Linked DNA regions of Homo sapiens: region 1 is linked to region 2. Evidence: chromatin contacts called from ENCODE Hi-C or POLR2A ChIA-PET data. All regions are on one chromosome and are shown on one strand. Each heading gives the region's core, a stretch centred on a gene start or an enhancer-like site at or near the end of the contact. The rest is flanking DNA. Distances are from core to core; before and after follow the strand shown.

The links. A loop is a pair of places that touch in the nucleus more often than their neighbours do. ChIA-PET counts read pairs that join two places held with the same protein, here RNA polymerase II (POLR2A). Pooled maps may share reads with other maps.
Region 1: a loop to region 2 is called in a map of dorsolateral prefrontal cortex, with 14 times the contacts of the local background. The contact joins the promoter of PRTFDC1 here to the enhancer-like site in region 2. A Hi-C loop is called at or near these places in 11 of 168 maps with a recorded cell type or tissue (CD4-positive, alpha-beta memory T cell, CD8-positive, alpha-beta T cell, PC-9 and 5 more), 3 of 37 single-sample maps with no recorded cell type and 14 of 50 pooled maps. POLR2A ChIA-PET finds 5 or more read pairs at or near these places in 2 of 52 experiments (GM12878 and MCF 10A).

What each region holds. Positions count from the first base shown.
Region 1 is chr10:24,949,155-24,954,210 of GRCh38, forward strand. It overlaps PRTFDC1 (phosphoribosyl transferase domain containing 1), which reads right to left and starts at 3,452. Exons shown (of 9, transcript NM_020200.7): 1 at 3,374-3,452. The coding sequence starts at 3,421. It also overlaps a transcript of THNSL1 not described here. RefSeq lists a silencer at 3,613-3,802.
Region 2 is chr10:24,810,958-24,816,139 of GRCh38, forward strand. No RefSeq gene overlaps it. Among named protein-coding and RNA genes, the nearest start is that of ARHGAP21, 90 kb to the left of the region's middle. Within about 2 kb of position 1,550, at least 4 of the 41 ENCODE cell types and tissues checked have a DNase peak (open chromatin) inside an H3K27ac peak, as active enhancers do; they include dorsolateral prefrontal cortex, where a contact is called at or near this core.

The sequences.
Region 1 (5,056 bases), core at 2,202-4,701, 140 kb after region 2:
TCATGGCTCACTGCAGCCTTGACTTCCTGGGCTCAGGTGCTTCTCCCACCTCAGCCTCCCCGGTAGCTGGGACTACAGGCATGCACCACCATGCCTGGCTAAGTTTTGTATTTTTTGTAGAGAGAGGGTTGGCTGCCCAGGCTGGTCTCGAACTCCTGGGCTCAAGTGATTTGCTCTCTCAGCCTCCCAAAGTGCTGGGATTACAGGTGTGAGCCACCACTCCCAGCCACCTGCCCCTTTTTAAAACTGGTACTAATTTGATTTTTTGTATCCCATCCTTGAGAGCTTTCTATTCTCCCAGTAAACTCATCCTCTCCAGCTCTCCCTTCCCTCCTGCCTTACATGCCATGAGCTGCCTTCTACCAGCAGCTTCGATTCGCTCTGAAGTTGCCTGCTTATATCCAACTTGAGGTTAATCTAATTATTCCAAGTTCTACTGGAGAAAAGGATGTAAATGTAGGGACTATCTCCATTATATGTGGATTATTTCCCACCTTTGTGGGCTCTCATGCAAGCACCAAGCCCCTTGGCAGCTGGTCCAGTTTATACTCATTTTTTTTGTTTATTTATTTATTTATTTATTTATTTTTTTTTTTTTTTTTAAGAAGGAGTTTCACTCTTGTTGCCTGGAGTGCAATGGTGCAATCTTGGATTGCTGCAACCTCCACCTTCCGGATTCAAGCAATTCTCCTGCTTCTGCCTCCCAAGTAGCTGTGATTACAGGCATGCACTACCATGCCAAGCTAATTTTGTATTTTTAGTAGCAGCAAGGTTTTACGATGTTGGTCAGGATTCTATTGAACTCCTGACCTCAGGAGATCCACCCACCTCGGCCTCCCAAAGTGGTGGGATTACAGGTATGAGCCACCTCACCTGGCCCTCTACTCTCTTGATACCCCTCTCACTACCTCTTTGCATCTTTCAAAAAATTACCTTGCTTCCAAGAGGACCTCTGTTGACACCAATAGACTGGGCTATTTACAGTGTTCTCTCACTTGTTTTTTAGACTTCAACAATTTACCTACTCTATCCGTGCATCTAGATTCACCTTATTCTTTTCTAAAAGTATGTAGTATGTTACGGTAGTACAAGTTGAGTACCCCTTATCCAAAATGCTTGGGATCAGATGCGTTTCCAATTTCAGATTTTTTTTCCTTTGGATTTTGGAATATTTGCATTATACTTCCTGGTTGAGCATCCCTAATCTGAAAATCCGAAATCCAAAATGCTCCAGTAAGCATCTCCTTTCAGCATCATGTTGGTGCTCAGAAAGTTTCAGATTTTGGAGCATTTCGGATTTTGGATTTTTGGATTAGGGATGCTCAACTTGTACTATATTTTAACCATTCTACCAATGCAGTGGTTGTTTAAAAGATTCTCCCTACTAATGGCTTTGTAATTGTTAAATACAGTGGCTGTTTTCCATCTTGGTATCCGACTTGCTGTCCCTGTAACATCTGACACTTCTGATGACCTCTTGACCCCGCCCCTCCTGCTCAACAATGCTCTATTCCCAAGGCACCCACCATGCTGCCTGCCCTCCCACCCTTCAAAGTTCTTTCTCGGTTCCTTCAACCAGCTTCTCCCCCACAGGCAGCCTCTTATATTTGGGACTTTCCAGGCTTCCATCCTTAACAGTTGCTTTAATTGTTTTTTCCATATTCACTGAGCACTCCCGAACATTACATATTATTCTTTTTGCTGATGACTTCCAAATCTCTCCAATCACTCTCCAGAATTCCAAATGTGAATTTCAAATTGCCTACAGTGCAGGCCAACCTGTGGGCCTTACAGGCACTACAAACTCAATTTGTCCAGAATGAACTTAATGATTGCCCTTTTTGCGTTTTAGTCCCCCTCCCATCCATCACACCGCTAGGCTTGCCCCTCCTCCTGGGGCAACTGGAATGGTTTTTGTAAAAGCATAAATCGGATACAATGATTCTTTTGCATTTGGTATGCGGGTCTCTGCCTGCAGTCCACATGGCTACTCCTGTGTACCCTTCAGATCTTGGCTCAAAGGTCACCGCAGAGAGGCTGCCCTGACCACCTGAGCAAAAGCATCACTCCCCCCTTCTCCTCCAATTACCCTCTATCCTGTTACCCTCCTCCTATTGCACATATCTCTATTTGAAATTTTCTCTATTTGTTTACACACTGCTTGCCTATGTCTTCTCTAGAACGCAAGCTCATGAAGACAAGGCCTTTGTCTTTTGCACCCCAGAGCCTACAGCACCTCCTACAACCCAGCAGGACAATAAACGTGTGGAATGAATAAATCAACTCCTCATCCTTTCAGAAGGAAAGGTCCTGCTGTTAAATTAAGCACTGAGCCCCACATTTCAACCTGACCCTTCTGTCTGAATGTGACACGTTTCCCTCCCCAGCCCACTTACTTTAGTTCAGGCCATTCATATTCATAAACAGATTATCTGTGAATGACAAGCTGATCCCTGGAAAGAGATGGCAAGTTAGCCCCACCCACCATCCTCACCACCATTGAGTTTCACACTGAACCTGACACAAGTTATAACCACCACCTTCTAGGAAAACCACTTCTCAGGGAGCAGGGAGGACGTGGCCACAAGGTCAAGAACGGGTTGGATCCTAGCACACTGAGAGATGGGTACCCTCTGGCTGACACCGTCAGGATTCTCAGGGTTAATGAGGCTCAGTTCTGGGAAACCAGCACCCCACACCCTCCCATCCGGACACACTGCTAGATATTTTACATGCATCCTCCCAATTGGCTCCAGAGCCCAGCTTGCTGTTGCTCCCTTTTACAGACAAGCCATAGGTCACTCAGGAGCCGCCAGCGTGTCCTAGAGCTCCTGCAGAGGCCTCCACTGCCAGAGAGCCCCCAACCTGGGTACCAAAGGCTTCAAATCTCAAGCTCTGTCCACTTGAGCTACTTTATTTCCTAGCTGCCTTCAAAACCCCTCAGTGTGCTTTTTAAAAACAAAACTTGAAGCCCGCCCTGGAGGAGTCAAGAGGAGACCCAGGAAGAAGGAGGCCTCCAGAGCAGCACGCGGGGGTCTCTGGGGCCCTGCCGGGCTCGCAGAAGCGACTCCCCGTGGCTCGCGGGGATGGGGACGGCTGGGCGCCGGCGGGACGCTGCAGGAGCGAGCTACCGGCCGGAGGACACGGGGGGACGCTGGGAACTCGGGGTGAAGGGACGGGACTCAGAGTTTCGTCAGATTGGGGGCGGGGAGAGGAGGCCCGGGTCCGAGGATGGAAGCGATCCCCGCCGGGAGGGAGAACAAAGCGGTGGCCCTCTCTCTCCCCCGACGCACGGCAAGCATTTAATCTACAAGCAGGGTGCCAGGGAGGGAGGGGAGCGGGCCGAGCCCCAAAATAGGGAGTTTGCATTTACCACGACGCCTCGCCCGTAGTCTGGCGCCTCCTCGCTGCTCCCGGCCATGTTTCTCCCGGGGAACGCGGGAAGGGAAGACGGCGCGGGAAGGAGCAGGGAGGGCGAAGGCTGCGTGGGGGATGGGACGTGGGGATGGGGACGGGGACGGGGACGGGGACGGGGACGGGGACGGGTCCGCCCCGCCCCGGGCCCGCCGGCGGGAAGCAGCGGCCTGACGCGGATCCATGGCCCCGGCGCTGCGCCCCCTCCCCTGGCTAGGCCGCGGGGGCGCGGGGAGCAGCTGCCAAGCCGCTACCGCTCCCCCTGAGCGCGGGCCCCGGACGCGTCCCTTGCGGCCGCCGCTGTCGCCGCCGCCCCCTGCCGGATGGTCGCGTGCAGCCCCCGGCCCCGCCGCCAAGCCCCGCGGGGACTCTGGAGCAGGAAGCCCGCGGCAGGAAGAGAACGTGTCCCCCAGGCCCCTGATTCCCAGATCCACCGTCCCAGCCCTCGGGCTAACAATCTCCTTGACTCCTCCCTGCCAGATTTCATGCACGCGATTGTCCCAAGCAGAAGCGTGAAAGAGCCTGTGAGCCAGCGTGCTCTTGGAGGATGGGAAGTGTCCTGGATGTGTTTTCAAACCTTGGAGCCGCCACCCACCTCTCTCCACCTCCGCTCATCTCCCTCCACCTCCCCTCACCTCCCTCCACCTCCCCTCACCTCCCTCCATCTTCCTCCACCTTTCTCCACCTTCCCCCACCTCCCTCATCCCAGGGCCTGGAGCTGGAAAGATTACACCCGATTGCTTTTAGGGTGGCCCGGATCTGCAGTGATCAGATCTGGGCTTTGAGGATCCAGCCTTTCGGCCTTTCGTCAACTGCATTCAGGGGAGGAGGGGGAGAGATTTTTACACATTCTCTGCTTTACCAGTTTTGCAAGAACATCTGGTCAGATTGTAATTGTTCCAGGTTGCAGCTTTACTAAAGCAATCGCTCTTTTCTGATTAGAAATCCTTCTTGTATGAGTCTGTTGTTCATTTCAACCCCTCTCACATGCCTATGCTCCGGTTCTTTGTCCACTCCTGTAGGTTCCTGCTTTTTCTGGGTGTGTCTTCATTCCCCAGGTCCCTGACATCTCACCAGCGTCTTCATTCACTCAGCCCAATTCGGGTCGAAGCCCTGAATCCAAGAGAACTTAACACAGTTTTCCTGATGCAGGCGTCTTTTGTTCATCTTCGAATTCTGGCACACAGAGGGGAGAGGAATGCTGATTTTGCCTAGTTTAAAGGGGAAATAGTTATCAATCGGTTAATGACGTTCTAGGTTGGAAAAATATTAGTCATTCAGACTTGGCGCCCTGGTCCTGCTCAGCAGGGCTGGCTCTTCATGTCGTTTCTAAGCGCCAGCGCCTTGGAGGGTGCAGCTCCAGAGATCCCTGAAATCAGGCATCTGCTTGGCAACTGCCTTACAGAAATGGGGGGTGTTGTTTCTCAGCACACGGGTAAACATTTTCTCCTAGTAATTGTGAGAGGGCGTTGTTTTGAGCCATTTTTGTAGTCTGCATCTCACTTCTTTTCCCCAAAGTCAAGCACCATCTTTTATTTTCATTTTCAAAGACCAGGCCCAGGAACCATATTCACAAGCAACATCATTAAAATTTCCAGGAGCAGAAAAGTGCTATCATTAGGATGATGATCAAACTTTAGAG
Region 2 (5,182 bases), core at 300-2,799:
GAAAAAATGATCAATGTTTCTAAGCCAACCCAAGCCTCAACTGTCCCACCTAAACAGTTGCCAAGACTTGATATGAATGTTCACCTATGAAACCTGCCTCAGTCTTTCTTGACTCCTATTTCTAGCCTGGGAGCCGATATTTCTTGTTTTTTTTTTTTTCATTATTCTTATTTTTTAAGACAGAGTCTTACTTTGTCTCCCAGGCTGCAGTACAGTGGCACGATCTCGGCTCACTGCAACCTTCGCCTCCTGGGTTCAAGCGATCCTCCTGCTCAGCCTCCCAAGTAGCTGGGACTACAGGTGCCCACCACCATGCCTGGCTAATTTTTGTATTTTTAATAGAGACAGGGTTTTGCCATGTTGGCCAGGTTGGTCTCGAACTCTTGACCTCAGGTGATCCACCTGCCTTGGCCTCCCAAAGTGTTGGGATTACAGGCATGGGCCACCACGCCCAGCCTCCTGTTTTTTATTTTTCATTCTTTTAAAATAAAGATAGGATCTTGCTATATTGCTTAGGCTGGTCTCGAACTCCTGGCCTCAAGTGACGCTCTCATCTCGGCCTCCAAAAGTGTGGAGTTACAGGGGTGAGCCACTGTGCCCTGCCAAGTGTTTCATGTTCTGATGAATTAAATATGTGTCCTATGGGAGGTGGGCCATATGAACAACCCGAAAGGACAACACAGTGTTCATAGAGTCACCCTGCAAATTAGCCTCACGGCTGTCATGGTGTGAAATGACGGGGTGGGACACCCCCTTGACTTTGTTTACTGTAGGGACATCATTTGGCCCCAGAGATCAGTGGCAGGGACAGCCTTTGTAGTTATTAGATTCTGTTGCCTTAGCTCTCTGGGTCCAGAAAGTTGTGAATGGAGATTCCATGTAGAAATTGGAAATTCTTACCCAAAAAATCCCACCTCTGAATAGCCCAGAGGTGCGTACATCAAAGGAGGCCACTGTTTGTTTGTTTTTCTTGGCCAAGTGGGAGGAGGAATGCGGGAGAGCTCAGAACATTCCCAGAGAAAATGAGGGCCCTGACTTGATATGTTGTTCTCGATTCCTTTCTGAGTGAATTCCACGGCCGATAAACTGGCTCGGGCACAACTGTTCACAGCTGCATGTAGGATGTTGCAGGGGACACAATGGCTGCTGTGTGTGCAGGAGGACAAACAGTCCCACACAGGCCTGAGCCTGAGCAACAATGAGCGACAAACGGCCTTCAATACAATGCATTCATTTCCTGTAATAACACTGGGGTAAATGCGGCCTGGGAGGCCAGTTCCACCTGACAGAGACGCTCCACTTCATGCAATCGTTTTCAGAGGCCCGCTTTTCATGAAGAAAGACACATATAAAAAGGAGAGAGATGGCAAGCGGCTGAGGGTTTTCTTTTCCCCTCCTGCAAAGCAAGATATAATTAAAACCATGTATATTTTTAATGCCTAGATAAAACAGTGTGGTAAAAATACTGTCGAGGTGTTAGAAGCTATTTCAATTTTTAGTCTTTCTGACACTAACTGCTCGTGATTCACCATCGCTGCTAAAAATACTGGCAGGCGGCAGCCTGAGCTTCTCTGCTTCCCAGCAGGTAGACTGGCTCTAACGTGAGCTTACCTCCCTGTCCTGCCAGAGCTTCCATCCTCATGTAGGTAAGAGTACTACTGGGAATTGGCTTGACAGCCTATAATAATAATAATTGGCTGGGCGTGGTGGCTCATGCCTGTAATCCCAGCACTTTGGGAGGCCGAGATGGGCGGATCGCCTGAGGTCAGGAATTCGAGACCAGCCTGGCCAACATGGTGAAACCCCGTCTCTACTAAAAATACAAAAAATTCGCTGGGCATGGTGGTGGGCGCTTGTAATCCCAGCTACTTGGGAGGCTAAGCCAGGAGAATTACTTGAACCTGGGAGGCGGAGGTTGCAGTGAGCCAAGATTGTGCCACTGCACTCCAGCTTGGGCGACAGAGCAAGACTCTCTCATAAAAAAAATAATAATAATTAATAAAGCCCTAATAATAATCAAGATGATGATGATAGCTAACATCTACTGAGTGCTTACTAAGTAGCCAGTCTGGGTCTAATTGCCTGAATCCTCATAAGAACCCTATGAGGTAGGGATCATTATTCATCTTGGGTGAGGAACCGAGGCATTGAGAGATTAAGCAACTTGCCCAAGCTCACAACTATTCATCCTTTTCAATATATACCCGGGTTCCGGGTGCAGTGGCTCACACCTGTAGTCCTAGCACTTCGGGAGGCCAAAGCGGGTAGAATGCCTGAGGATAGGAGTTTGAGACCAGCCTGGGCAATGTGGCAAAAATCATGTTGATTTAAGAGCCAATAGTAATAATAATTAATAAAGCCCTAATAATAATAAAGATGATGATGATAGCTAACATCTACTGAGCATTCTACTGGACCACAATTGTGCACCACCATACCCAGCTAATTTTAAAATTTTTTGTAGAGATGTGGGTCTTGCTATGTTGCTTAGGCTGGTCTCGAACTCCTTACTCCAGTGATCTTCTTGTCTTGGCCTCATGAAGTGCTGGGATTATAGGCATGAGTCTCCGTGCTTGGCCTTTCTCCTCATTTTATAATTGAGAGGCATGTGGGCAGGAGTGAAGTGTCCCGGCTAATACCACTCAGGTAGTTCAAGACAGAGCCAGGACTAAAATCAAAGTCTGCTCTTTCTACCTGTATAAAAGAAGAAACTCAGTTAGAACCATTTATTACATACTTACTGAAAACTGAATTAATATCTATACTAATAAGTGTCCTGGCAGGGATTTGATAGGAAAGAAATAGAATGTATGATTTTATGATTTCTACCATCCCAAGGCTTGTGATTTTCCTGAGGACACACAGGATGCATAAATACAAGCCTTGATGGACATAATCTTACCTTGGCAATCCAGCACACACGTAAGAACAGAGGGAATGTGACTTCCAGGATCACCTGCTTAGGATGGTGATAATCCAGGAGGAGATAGACAGGAGGAGTGTGAATTGGTACAGAGAAAGTAAAAAGCATTTGTGAGACGAAGTAGCAAACAGAAGCCATATCTGCTCATTTCTGCTTGCCAGCATAATTTCACCAAGCACCTGGCTCTGTGGTGACGTGCAGATCTCTGGAGGGATGCTTTAAAGACAAAACAGGACAGAGCATATGGCCGTCTGTGTCTCTTACTTGGGTCACCATATTCCTTAAAGATAAATGACCCTTGTCCTTGTCTTTCCTTAAACATAAGATAACTTTTTTTTTTTTTCATTTTGAGACAGAGTCTTACTCTGTTGCCCATGCTGGAGTGCAGTAGCTTGATCTCGGCTCGCTGCAACCTCTCCTGGGTTCAAGCGATTCTTCTGCCTCAGCCTCCTGAGTACCTGGGATTACAGGCACACAACACCACACCCGGCTAATTTTTTTTGTATATTTTTAGTAGAGACGGGGGTTTCACCATGTTGGCCAGGCGGGTCTCGAACTCCTGACCTCAAGTGATCCACCCACCTCAGCTTCCCAGAGTGCTGGGATTGTAGGCCACTGTGACTGGCCAACATAAGATAACTTCTGATGAGTTTAGTGACTATGTTTTTGTAATCTATAACTAGATGGACTCTTATACCTCAACCTTGTTGTGATTCTGCTTCAAAGTAATTACTTTTAATAGCAAAAACCACAATTACATTTGCACCAATATAATAACTTCTGAGTACGTTGGATGTGATCTGTCATCATAAACTCCCCCCTCCTGTATATAAGCTGTGAGCTAAAACACTGGTTGGGAGATTTCTGACAAAATCTCCTCTCTGAAAGACTCCTCCAGAGCTATAGGCCTCAGTCCACAGTCCTCAGTAAGACTTCTGAATAAAACTAACTTTAATTCATTAAAAACTTGTTTTTTCTTTTCTTTCGTCCACACATTCAATGTGGAAATACGATTTGTGCAGAAGGACAAAGAAGCCACGAGTGAAAGCCAGGAGCATAGTTGCAAACAGGTTTGTTTGGCTGGCACAGAGATGATGTATCAAGTCATGAGAAAGGACTTCATGAACAGTGACCAACTTTAAAAATATTCCTGGGGCGGGCACGGTGAGCCGAGATTGCGCCACTGCACTCTGTCCTGGGCAAAAGAGCGAGACTCCGTCTCAAAAAAAAAAAAATATTCCTGTCATACCTTGAGGTAGCTAGCTGTTTGACATTTGAGACACAGAGGCAGGATGTGGTGACTCACTCCTGTAATCTCAGCTCTTTGGGAGGCTGAGGTGGGAGCAAGTCCTGAGTCCAGGAGTTTGAGAAAAGCCTGAACAACATAGCGAGACCCTGTCTTTACAAAAAAATAAACCAAATTAGCCAGGTGTGGTGGCACGCACCTGTAGTCCCAGCTACTCGGGAGGCTGAGGTGGGAGGACTGCCTGAACCTAGGAAGTCAAGGCTGTAGTGAGCTGTGATTATGCCACTGCCCTCCAGCTTGGGTGACAGAGTGAGACCGTGTCTCAAAAAAACCAAAAGCCTAGGTGTGGTGGCTCACACCTGTAATCTCAGAACTTTGGGAGGCAGAGACAGGTGGATCACTTGAGGTCAGGAGTTCAAGATCAGCCTGGTCAACATGGTGAAACCCCGTCTCTACTAAAAATACAAAAATTAGCTGGGCATGGTGGTGCACGCCTGTAGTTCCAGTACTCGGGAGGCTGAGGCAGGAGAATCACTTGGACCTGGGAGGCAGAGGTTGCAGTGAGCTGAGATTGCACCACTGCACTCCAGCCTGGATGACAGAGTGAGACTCCGTCTCAAAACAGCAACAACGAAACCAGACATTTGAGACACTGAAGACTGCCATAGTTTGATAGCTAAGGGACAAACCCAATTATAGGCAAAACAGTGAAATTACCTGCGTGGTTTCCCAGCAGGCCCCATGAGCAACCATTAGTGATCTCAATGGTGTTAATGGAGCTACATAAATCAGTCAAGAACAGTGATGGAACTTCTTACTGTAGTCCAGGTGCAGTGCTGGGCTCCGGGATAGGATGAACAAGATGGACCCAGCCCTGCCCTGAATGTGTGTTCTTTGTAGGTACAGTTCCAGCAAGAAACCAGCTCTCTTTATGTCGTTGAAAAGTAGGGAAGTGTAGCAGTTCTCAGGAGCCGTAAATAATGAATACGTGTTTCACGGCTGTTTAAATGAGT